Linked DNA regions of Homo sapiens: region 1 is linked to region 2. A link is a loop called in an ENCODE intact Hi-C map of the cell type or tissue named here. Cell type or tissue: chondrocyte. All regions are shown on one strand.

Region 1 (5,000 bases), 91 kb after region 2:
CACCACTACCACCACCACCATCACTACTACTGTCACTAACATGTTCACCACCAATACTATCACCATCGCTACCACCATCACCGCCACTACCGCCACCACCACCATCACTGCCAGTACCATCACCACTTTCATCACCAACACCATTACCACCACCATCACCACCACCACCATCACCATTACCACCACTACCACCACCACCATCACTACTGTCACTAACATGTTCACCACCAATACTATCACCATCGCTACCACCATCACCACCACTACCGCCACCACCACTATCACCACCAGTACCATCACCACTTTCATCACCAACACCATTACCACCACCATCACCATCTCCACCACCACATCACCACCACTGCCACCACTACCACCATGACCATCGCTGCCATCACCATTATCACAACCACCACCATCACCATCACTACCACCATCACCATCACTATCACTACCACTAACATGTTCACTACCACTGTCACCATCGCTGCCACCACCATCATCACCCCCACTACCACTGCCACCGCCACCACTACCACTGCCATCACCCCCACCACCATCACCGCCACTACCATTGCCATTATCACAACCACAATCATTATCAGCATCGCCACAACTACCACCACCACCAGCACCTCTACCACCACCACCATCACCACCACCATCACCATTGCTACCACCACCACCATCACTACCACTACCACCACCATCACCATCACTGTCATCACCACCATTATCACAATCATCACCATCACCACCACCACCACCACTACCACAACACCTTCACTGCCACTACTGTCACCATTGCTACCATAACCACCATCATCATCACCATCACCACCACCACCACCATCATAACCATCATCACCATCACTACCACCAACACTACTGCCAGTACTTCTGCTGCCACTATCACCACCACCACCACTATCACCACCATCGCACCTATAGCATCACAACCACAACAACTCAGAGCTTCAAAAGACTCCAGTTGGGAGATTCTTGCCTTTTTACCACGTTCTACCTTCAGCCTCACCTTCTCTGTCTGAGTTGCCTCTGTCCCATGCTCACTGTCTTTCTGCCTTTCAGTCCACCAGCTATGTCTATAGATTAAGAAGGGAATTTGCAAGTACACTTCAGCAACCTTGCTTTACTCTAATTTAAAAAACAATTTTTAATTTTTATCATTTGCTTTATAAATAACAAGAGATGTTAATTAGTTTGACTCATTAAATTTAAAACAATTGTTATAAATTTGGAGTGTTTGATTAAATTTCCTTAATTATACACAGTGCTTACGCTGCTGCTCTGGAGAGCAGGGGAGTTTCTGGGGAACGTTCTTCTCTCCTCCTTATGCCTTTTCTTCTTCCTCCTCACCCTCATGGCTCCAGGTCCATGCCCAGGGAGCATGTTAGCATGTTGTCAGGTCTCAAAGTATCTGAAAAGATTGTCTTCTCTGTGGCCAGGCTGCTTAGAGGCAGCCTGATATAAACTGTAAAAAGGGGGAGAGTGTTTCTCTGTGTCCTCTGCATCCACTCTTCATGCATTTGCTCCAAACCAAATCTGCTCTTAGGAAGGGATCAGACGAACCTGTTTAGAGTGAGGTAGCAATGATAGGTTAGCAGTGGGTAAACCACATAAATGAAACTTTAAATGAGGAATTCCACCTTGTTAAAGAAGTAAGGTGGGCCAGGCACAGTGGCTCACGCCTGTAATTCCAGCACTTTGGGGGGCCAAGGCAGGCGGATCATGAGGTCAGGAGATCGAGACCATCCTGGCTAACGTCCTGAAACCCTGTCTCTACTAAATATACAAAAAAAAAAAAAAAAAAAAAAATTAGCTGGCTGGGTGTGGTGGCACATGCCTGTAGTCCCAGCTACTCGGGAGGCTGAGGCAAAAGAATCACTTGAACCTGGGAGGCGGAGGTTGCAGTGAGCTGAGATCACCCTGCTGCACTCCAGCCTGGGCAACAGAGTGAGACTCCGTCTAAAAAAAAAAAAAAAAAAAGGAAGCAAGGTGGTATGGAGGTATGGAGAGAGTAACATAACCGCCTCTGAATATACTCCCAAAGGCCACTTACTAGTAATCCATGTATTTTGTACCTCTAAGCCCTTCTTCTTTTCCATCTCCTTAACCTGCCGTTTTCTCAAGCTCAAAGCTGGTCTCCTGCAGGAAACAATGCTGATTCCTTGTGCTACCCCTGCCAGTGCCCTGACCACAGGCTGCTCACATTGTTTGATTGTGAATTGGTGCCCTTCTTCCTTTTCCCCATTCTCCTTGCCCCAGACTGTTGTCTTCTCATCAGCAGGATGGCTCAATCACGACCCTGTCTCCCTAGTATCTGACACAGTGGTATTCAGAAAATGCTTTTGGACGAAAGTGAATTGTGTTTTTGTTATTTGAAAAGGACTGTATTTTAAAAACATGCAAAACATGATAACTTTTTCCAAAAGATAGGTGAGAGGTGGTTCATTCTCTTCTCCTTGAATTTGCTTATTTCTTAGACTCCCCACAACCCTGGAGACATATCAGTAGTTTGGATAGTTTTTTAAAAATAAGAATAAAACATTTTGATGATTCTAGTCAAGGGATACAATTGGCTTCATATACCCTTGCCTAAAAGTCTCCTCCATGGGAAATGCAGTTTGCTTGGAGCGAGTGCTCCAAGCAAACTGCATTTCATCAGATTTCATCAGGCTGCATGTGGATGAGTGCAGTGGGAAGGAGGTCATCCCCCCCTGGCTGGCTGGGTCTGCTGAATCAACCTGTGACTCAGCCAGAGGGCAGGCTGTCCTGGCTCCAGCACCTTTCTCACCAGTAGGGCAGCCTAGGGAGAGATTGGAGCAGGCTAATGAATGGGTAGCACTTGATAAAAATAGTGACATCAGTAGCCCTCGCTGGGCAACTTTAGAATCTTATCATTTTTTATTTTTTTATTCACTTCTCTATCTTCCATTCCACAATTCTAGGTTACATAGGTCTGCTTTGTGTGTGAGCTGTGGAAAGAGACTGATTTCTATCCTTTGTCAGTTGGGGGCTGTAAAAAATTATAACAGCTGAGACTTTATTCCAGAATTCTCCTTATGGTTCTCTCTGTCTGACTGGGAAATAGCTTGCCTTATTTCATTTATTCCTGTTTTGCCTCTGGGGCTCATGTTAACTACTTCTCACTACTGGGCTTGTCAGACATCAGGGTTTAAGAGGTGCCACCACTTCTTGGCTCCAGGATAGCTCCTGTTCTCTGGGCAGAGCTGAGTAAGGTACTTTGGACATTGCTGTTCCTTTTACACAGTGTGTCTTTATGACATTGTTTTGATGATCAAACTCTTATCCTAAGTTTCTTGATCTTTAAAAGAGTTAACCTAGTCATAATATTCACCATCAGTGTCTTTCTCCAAGGGGCATTGTGAGGATAATTAAGGGACATATAGGTGAAATGTTTTGAGCTCAATGGAAGAGAAAAGCCATCGGGCTCATAGATGTTACTTTTATTTAGTTTCATGCTGTTACCGTATGATCAAGAATAGATGAATTTTGGAAATGATGACAGTTTCATGTTTAGACGTCTATTTCTACTTAACCACCATAATTGGCCTTGGCTGGAGCTCTACAAGATACCGCAATTTATAGATTAAAAACAAATAAGTGAGAAATGATCAAAAATGTTTTCACTACATTTTTTATTTGCTATTTTTTTTAATTCTAAAAATAAATAGGCCCTTTAAAAGGAGTTGATTAAAAAGGTTTATTTTCTGGGAATGTTATGCATCTGCAACAAATGATAAATAATATTGAAGCAGTTGGCTACCTCCACTTTCATGCAAAATAAATAAATACATTTGGTGACATACATTTGAGGAATGTGATTTTTGTAATTTTTATGGAAATAGGAGCAACTTTGCAGATGATAGAAATTTTTACCATCTGCTAGTAACAAAGAAACATAACTCATAACGTGCAACACATTTTGAGTTTAATGTATATGTTGGCATGCCGGGAATTGGAATTCTCTTAGACCTAAGTCAGCCATCCCAGGGGAAGCTGACCTGACTTTCAGCTTGTCAGGCGAAAGCTTTCTTTGCTTTTAAAGCATGATCTTCACATTGCTCAAATGGCAGGGGGACGAAGAGGGCTAAGCTTTCATGGCAAGAGATGAAGAGAAAGGCACTCTGCAGGCTGGTGAGCACCGGCACAATTTTCACTTGTAATTAGTGGGATGGGGGCTCACTGTCGAGAAGCTACTGTCTTTATGAGTCAAAACATTTAGTATTGGTAGAAAGGTGAGAGTTCAGACACTTAGGGAGATACAGGGGGTGGGAAGCCCAGCCTTTCTCTTACAGTGACATCTGCTTTAAGCAAGTGACATTTTAGCTCCCTAGCCATGAAATGATATGTGGTGGGGGGCTTGTGCTTCTAGTTAAAGAGAAGGAATGGGTAGGTTAGTTTTAAGAAGCAGCTCAGTGGAGGCTACAGAGCTACCCACCAAGGAAGGAGGAGAGAAACCAAAGGGAAGGCATTGCCTTTCTTTTTGAGTTTCCTTTCCTCTCCTTTGAAGAAGTGGGGACGTTGCCATTTTGAGTCATTCTGGGTTCATCTTATGGTGTGGAAGCATGGCACGAGCATGATGGCAGGCCCCTGAAAAGACGACTAGTGGATTTCTATTAGAAGATTATGAGTAAGTGGTCCTGAGGGTGTTCACTCCTTCTTGGTAGTAGGAGCTGTAGGCTGGTTATGCGGGTAGAACTTCATTAGTGGATTTTATCTAGCAATCTGGATGCTTTATAAAGCATCTTGGAGTGCTTTGGGGTATCCTTCAGCTTAAAGGGGTTGGGGGATGAGGCAGGTTTAGTTAAAGAGGAGCATCTTTTCTCTCACCTCCAACATTTTCAGAGTAGGACATGACTCATAACTCCCAGACCCTGGAAATGTATTGGGTCTGATATCTGCCTAATTAATTTTGGTTTTTATCCTATTGCCTTTGTCTTAAACATTTAAGCCAC
Region 2 (5,000 bases):
TTTTTATTTTTAGAGAGTCTCTTTCTCTTTTACATAAAAAAGTTCCCTTTTAGTTCTGACATTCTAATCCCCAAAAGTCCAAACCCTTTTTTTGCTTTGTATTAAGGAGTTAAAATTTTGACAACTAGATTAAGTGCTTGTTTTGGTTTGCATACCCAGAGGCTGGAGGATAATAGGAACATCTTCATAAACCAGATAAATAATAAAGATCTCCCATAAAGGCTCTCACTAACTGTTCTACATTTTACTTGTAAAAACTATTTTGGATTTATCTCCATGACAGCTTAGTAAAAAACAGGATCTGCAACTACTATTTGGGTTTCCTCAAAAGTCCTCATTCTCCAAGACACTATTACATGAAAACATAACACTGGAAATAATCAATCCAACTATCCCCATGTTAGAGGCCCCAAACAGAAAATCATGGCTATTCCTAAAGAAACATTTTTAAATACCCGCCTTGCAATTGCTTTAGGTGCACACACTCTCATATATTAACACAAGGCACCAGAGTTTAAATTCAAACGTAAATCTGCCCGTTACTACATGGCTTTTTGGGAGAGGCCTTTCATGAGTAAACCCCTCAACCAGCTCTATACCATCCCAGGGCCTTCCCTCTTTCCTTTTCTGGGATCATCTATTTATCTTCAGCCTCCATGGTGAGGGCAAATCTGTATCTGAGCTCCAGGCCCAGCATGGGACTCGCAGTAAACACGGTTATGTTTGTCCTTCAGCGGCCCTCCTTTGTATAAACAGATGTGGTGGGAAGGGAAGGAAAGCCAGATCCCGGTGAGGGCCGGGAGGTCTCCTTTCTGAAGAAGCTTCCCAGCTGCAGCCAGGAGCACGGGAACAGGACACATTTCTTGTTCAGGCCTCAGAACTTGCAGTTCTTCCAGACAGGGGCTGTTCCTGCTCCCTCCTCCACCCTCCACCCCCAGCCTTTGTTCCTGGGAATGCTGTCTCAATGTCTCGATCTCACTTTCGCCAAAGCAAACATTTCCAACAAGGCGTATGCTAAGGGGATATTAGAAAGACAGATTTTCTTTTTCTTTTTTTTCTTTTTCCAAATACACTGTGCATTGGGATTTGGGCAGCCAGCCCTTCACACCTGTACTTTTTCCTATATTCATATTCTCTATGTTTTTACCTAATCTTCTTGCTACTTGCTACCTTCAGCTAATGAGAGGGGTTTTTGAGGGCTGAGAGTTATCAGCTTGTAAAATAACAATTTCATTTTCTCAGACTATGTTGATGCCAACTCTGTCTTAATTTAGCGTTTTACATTTTGCACATTAGTTATGGATGCTAATGAAGAAAGGATTGATTCAGAGCTGGGGGAAGAAGGGAGCCAGGCTGAGCATTCTCAAATCCGATCTCAAATAGGAAAGAAGTCTCATTGGCCTTTTGGTCTTCTACCTGTGTCCTGAATTGAGTTTGTTAATCCTCATTCGGAGGTGGGTGAGGTGAGAGGATGACTCTTCGGCTTGACGCTGGAGGGATCCCGTCACTTGCACCCAGGGTTTACATTTCTGGCAGCCCCAGTCAGCGGTTCTTGCCCAGAAAAAGGAACAAAGGGGAGAGTGCTGGAAGGGACTCCCTTTTGGCGGGGAGTGCGAGGTTTGGTTCGCGTGGTGAGGCACAACTGCAGGGCTCTGAGCTGCTCTCTAGGAATTCTGGGGAATCCCTGGTGAGAATCCGGAGCTGTGGCCAAGAGGTCAGGAGAGTCAGGGGGCCTTGGAGGGGCTTCCGGTTCTAGGCCAACTGTGGAGAAGCAGAGGTAGGGCCCTGATGGAGACATGCGCTTCTCAGCATGTCTAAAAAAGTAAGCCAGGGGGAAGAGCTGTCTTTACAATGAGGGAGATTATTATTACTCTTTAGGAGCCACGATGATACTCTTATCACCCTTCTAGCTGATCACCTGCCTTTCCAGACCGGAGACGGGCGGCAAGTTTGAAGTCGACACCCAGAGGCCAGTTTGTCCCCCTTCCCGGTGAGAAATAAAAAGAAAGGAGGTTGGTTTCCAGGGCTGGCCAGCTAGAGGGTGGGTGGGACCACCACTGGAGGCCAAACCGCAACGGAGAGCAGGTCCGGGTGGAAGAGGTTTCCTCCGCGCCGCCGCTTTATTTCGCTGAACTTGCGGGCTCCAGAGACCTTAAACGGTTTGTTTGGGGCGCTGCTGCGGGCGGCACAGCTCACTCTCCCCGCGCCTGGGCGGCCGGGGAATTCCCCCGCACCCACCCGGGTCCGCCGCCCGCGGGAGCGCCCAGCAGGGTCAAGTGGATTCTGGGCCGCGGGAGAAGTGCGTGCAGCCCGGGCAAGGCCGGGCGGGGCCGGGCGCGGGCGGGCGGCCGAGGGATGCGACAGGGCCGGGCACGGCTCCGCATCCCCCCGCACTCGGCGCCGCCGCCTCGCCGCTCTCTCCCGCTTGCAGGGCCGCCCCGGGCACCCCAGGGCTGCTGAGGGGCGGGCGGGCCGTAAAAGCCACGAGAGAGGGGCGGCAGGGCGGCGCGGCCTGCGAGCGCCGCGGGACCCCGAGGAGCGGCGCGGGGAGTACAGGGGCGCGCGGGGCGGGCGCGGCGCGGGGCTCACGGTGCGCGCGCGCCTCGGCCTCGCCCGCGCACACGCGCCTCCCGGAGGAGAAAGAGGCGGGCGGGCGGGCGCAGAGCACCGCGGCGGCGGCGGCGGCGGCGGCGGCTGCAGCAGCGGGCCGGGCCGCCGCGAGGGAGGGGAGGAGGGGCGGGCGCAGGGCCGGGGGCGGGGGGCGGCGGCGGCGCGGCGAGCTCGCTGCTCTCTCTTGAGTGTGCCTGCGCGCAAGCCGGGGAGCGGGTGAGTGCGCCGGCCGCTGCAGCCAGCCCGGCCGGCCCGGAGTCGGGGGCGGGGGGCGTCGGGAGCCCCGACCTGGGGGTGGGCGGTGGGCGGGCGGCGGCCGCTCTGGCGCGGCTGGGATGCACCTTGAGCGGCGCCTTTCGTTGCAGCGCGCGGGCGGCCCGAGCCTCGGCGGCGGCGGTAGCGGCGGCGGCGACGCTGACACCTCCCACCATGGACAGCTTCGACTTAGCCCTGCTCCAGGAATGGGACCTCGAGTCACTGTGGTAAGTCCCCGTGCCGGCCGCTTCGGGCGGGCGGGAGCGGCGAGGGGCGGCCGCGGCGGCCCGCGCGTCCTCACCTGGGCCGGGGGCTCCGGGCGGCCGGCCGCCGTGGGGGTGGGGTGGGTCGGGGGCGCCTGCCTCGCCAGCCCTTTTCTGCCTCCCCGGGTGGGATGCGTGGCCGCCTGCCCGTCTGTTTCCCCCTCTCCTGTTCCCCTCCCTCGCGGCGGCCCGCCCCAGCCCAGGGACTGGTGATCTAGGTAGCCAGGGGCAGAGCGCAGCCGTGGGGAGGAAAAGAAGCGATTTGAAGACTGTGTCACTAATGCCTGGGGATCCACCCGTCGGCCCCCTGCTCCTCTCACTTCCTTTCCCTCCGACTGCGCCCCCTCCCTCCTCCGGCTGGCACCACCGACCCCCTGGAGTTGGTGCTGCTGCGAAGTGCCCTTAGAGGATGCTCCAGCCTCCCCGCCTGCGCCCGGTCTCGGCTGCATCCTTTCTGTCTCTCCCACCCACTTCCACCGAGATGGAAAAGTGAACATCCAGGGCAGGAAACGAGTGTTTCTCCGTGCCGGTATTCCAGAGGCCTTAGCCCAGGGAGACTCCTTTCCTCGGGGTTCACAGTTCCTCTGGGCCCTTTCTTCACACCTCGTCACAGTTGCACTCCTCCTCCCCACCCCACCCGGGCGCCCCGGGTATCCCTTTATGCCACGCTCACAGCTCGCAGCCCGGGGGGCACTCCAGGTTCCGTTTCTCGGGGGATCTCACACTGGGGAGCTGCTGTAGGTAAATCGCCGCTGGAAGCAGTTTAATTCCAGTTGCGGGTGTCTTAAAAATCCCATTGGCTGCTTTAGTATCTGTCTTATTCCCCCTTCTTTCTCTGCTCCCCCCAACCCCCCACTATCTCTTAAATGTTTCCAACCAGCACTATTCAGGTGGTAAAATTACTGCCTGCATATTCCTGGAGGAACTTGTGTTATGTTTAATATTTACGGGGATGAACATCTGCTGGAACAAGCATATTAACTGCACTCTGTTCTGCCTCTGGTAATCGCTTATTGTAGAGCTGAGCTTTTTTTTTTTTCCTTTTGCTTTAATTCAGTAAAGAGTTCACATGTGTCTAAAACTGCAAGTGGTGTGCACATGAATATGCAATGTACAATTTTAAAGCTAAACTGCTTTATGATTTATAACATATAGATGATATGTGGATCTGTGTGTATTTTCTGTGATTTAGGTTTCCAGTGACTTTTATTTTCCTAAAGACAGGTGTAACAAAATAAACTGGACACAAAGCTAGCACATTATCAAACGGTTTCTTATAAAAGATCCTATGATGAGTAAGTACAGCTTGCTCTGCATAATGTTGGTGCCTGTAAAACACACAAGGACGGGCCCTAATGTAATAAAACTTTTACGTATTGCACTGGAAACTTCAAAGAGCCAGGGCAGAAAGAATATGAAACATGTTATGACTGTGTAAAAGTTGCTAATTACTGTGTTGCTGCTCCTGGGGTTATTTCAGCCTTTCATTTACAGATACCTATTATTTTATAGGTTTACATTTAGAAATGTTGGTTTCTGGCGCAAATTCAATAGCTTTCCAGATAGCAACTGTACTTTTAAAATGCTGTTTGCTTTTAAAAGGCAGTTTTTCAGTCAAAGGGAAGAACTTACTGTTTCGGTATATTTTTATGCTGCTTGTCTGCTTGCTGACTCAAAGCGAACCCCCTTATGACTTTCATAAGTAATATTTTGAGATTATCAGCGTAATTTGTGGGGTCTTCCTGCACAGAACCTGAGCTCTGTTTCCTTTTGCATCCTTAGTTCCCAGCTGAATTACCCTGGAGCAGTGTCACAGAATAAATATCTGTTGAATTGACTTGAAATTTACATTAGCAGTACATTTATTACTTT

The links. Hi-C counts contacts between places; a loop is a spot of excess contacts. Peaks named below come from ENCODE experiments on the same cell type or tissue, not always from the same donor. Only the 100,000 strongest peaks of a DNase experiment are listed, where the experiment ranks them.
Region 1: a loop joins it to region 2, with 4 times the contacts of the local background. A loop is called at or near these places in 3 of 110 quality-filtered maps.

What each region holds. Positions count from the first base shown.
Region 1 is chr2:100,011,791-100,016,790 of GRCh38, reverse strand. All of the region lies in intron 4 of AFF3 (ALF transcription elongation factor 3), which reads left to right. Among named protein-coding and RNA genes, the nearest start is that of AFF3, 130 kb to the left of the region's middle. In chondrocyte, a CTCF peak has its summit at 2,843; a DNase peak (open chromatin) is centred at 2,755.
Region 2 is chr2:100,102,494-100,107,493 of GRCh38, reverse strand. It overlaps AFF3 (ALF transcription elongation factor 3), which reads left to right. Exons shown (of 25, transcript NM_001386135.1): 3 at 1,911-1,990; 4 at 2,976-3,092. The coding sequence starts at 3,040. Among named protein-coding and RNA genes, the nearest start is that of AFF3, 38 kb to the left of the region's middle. In chondrocyte, no CTCF peak of the experiment used is centred here; a DNase peak (open chromatin) is centred at 2,094.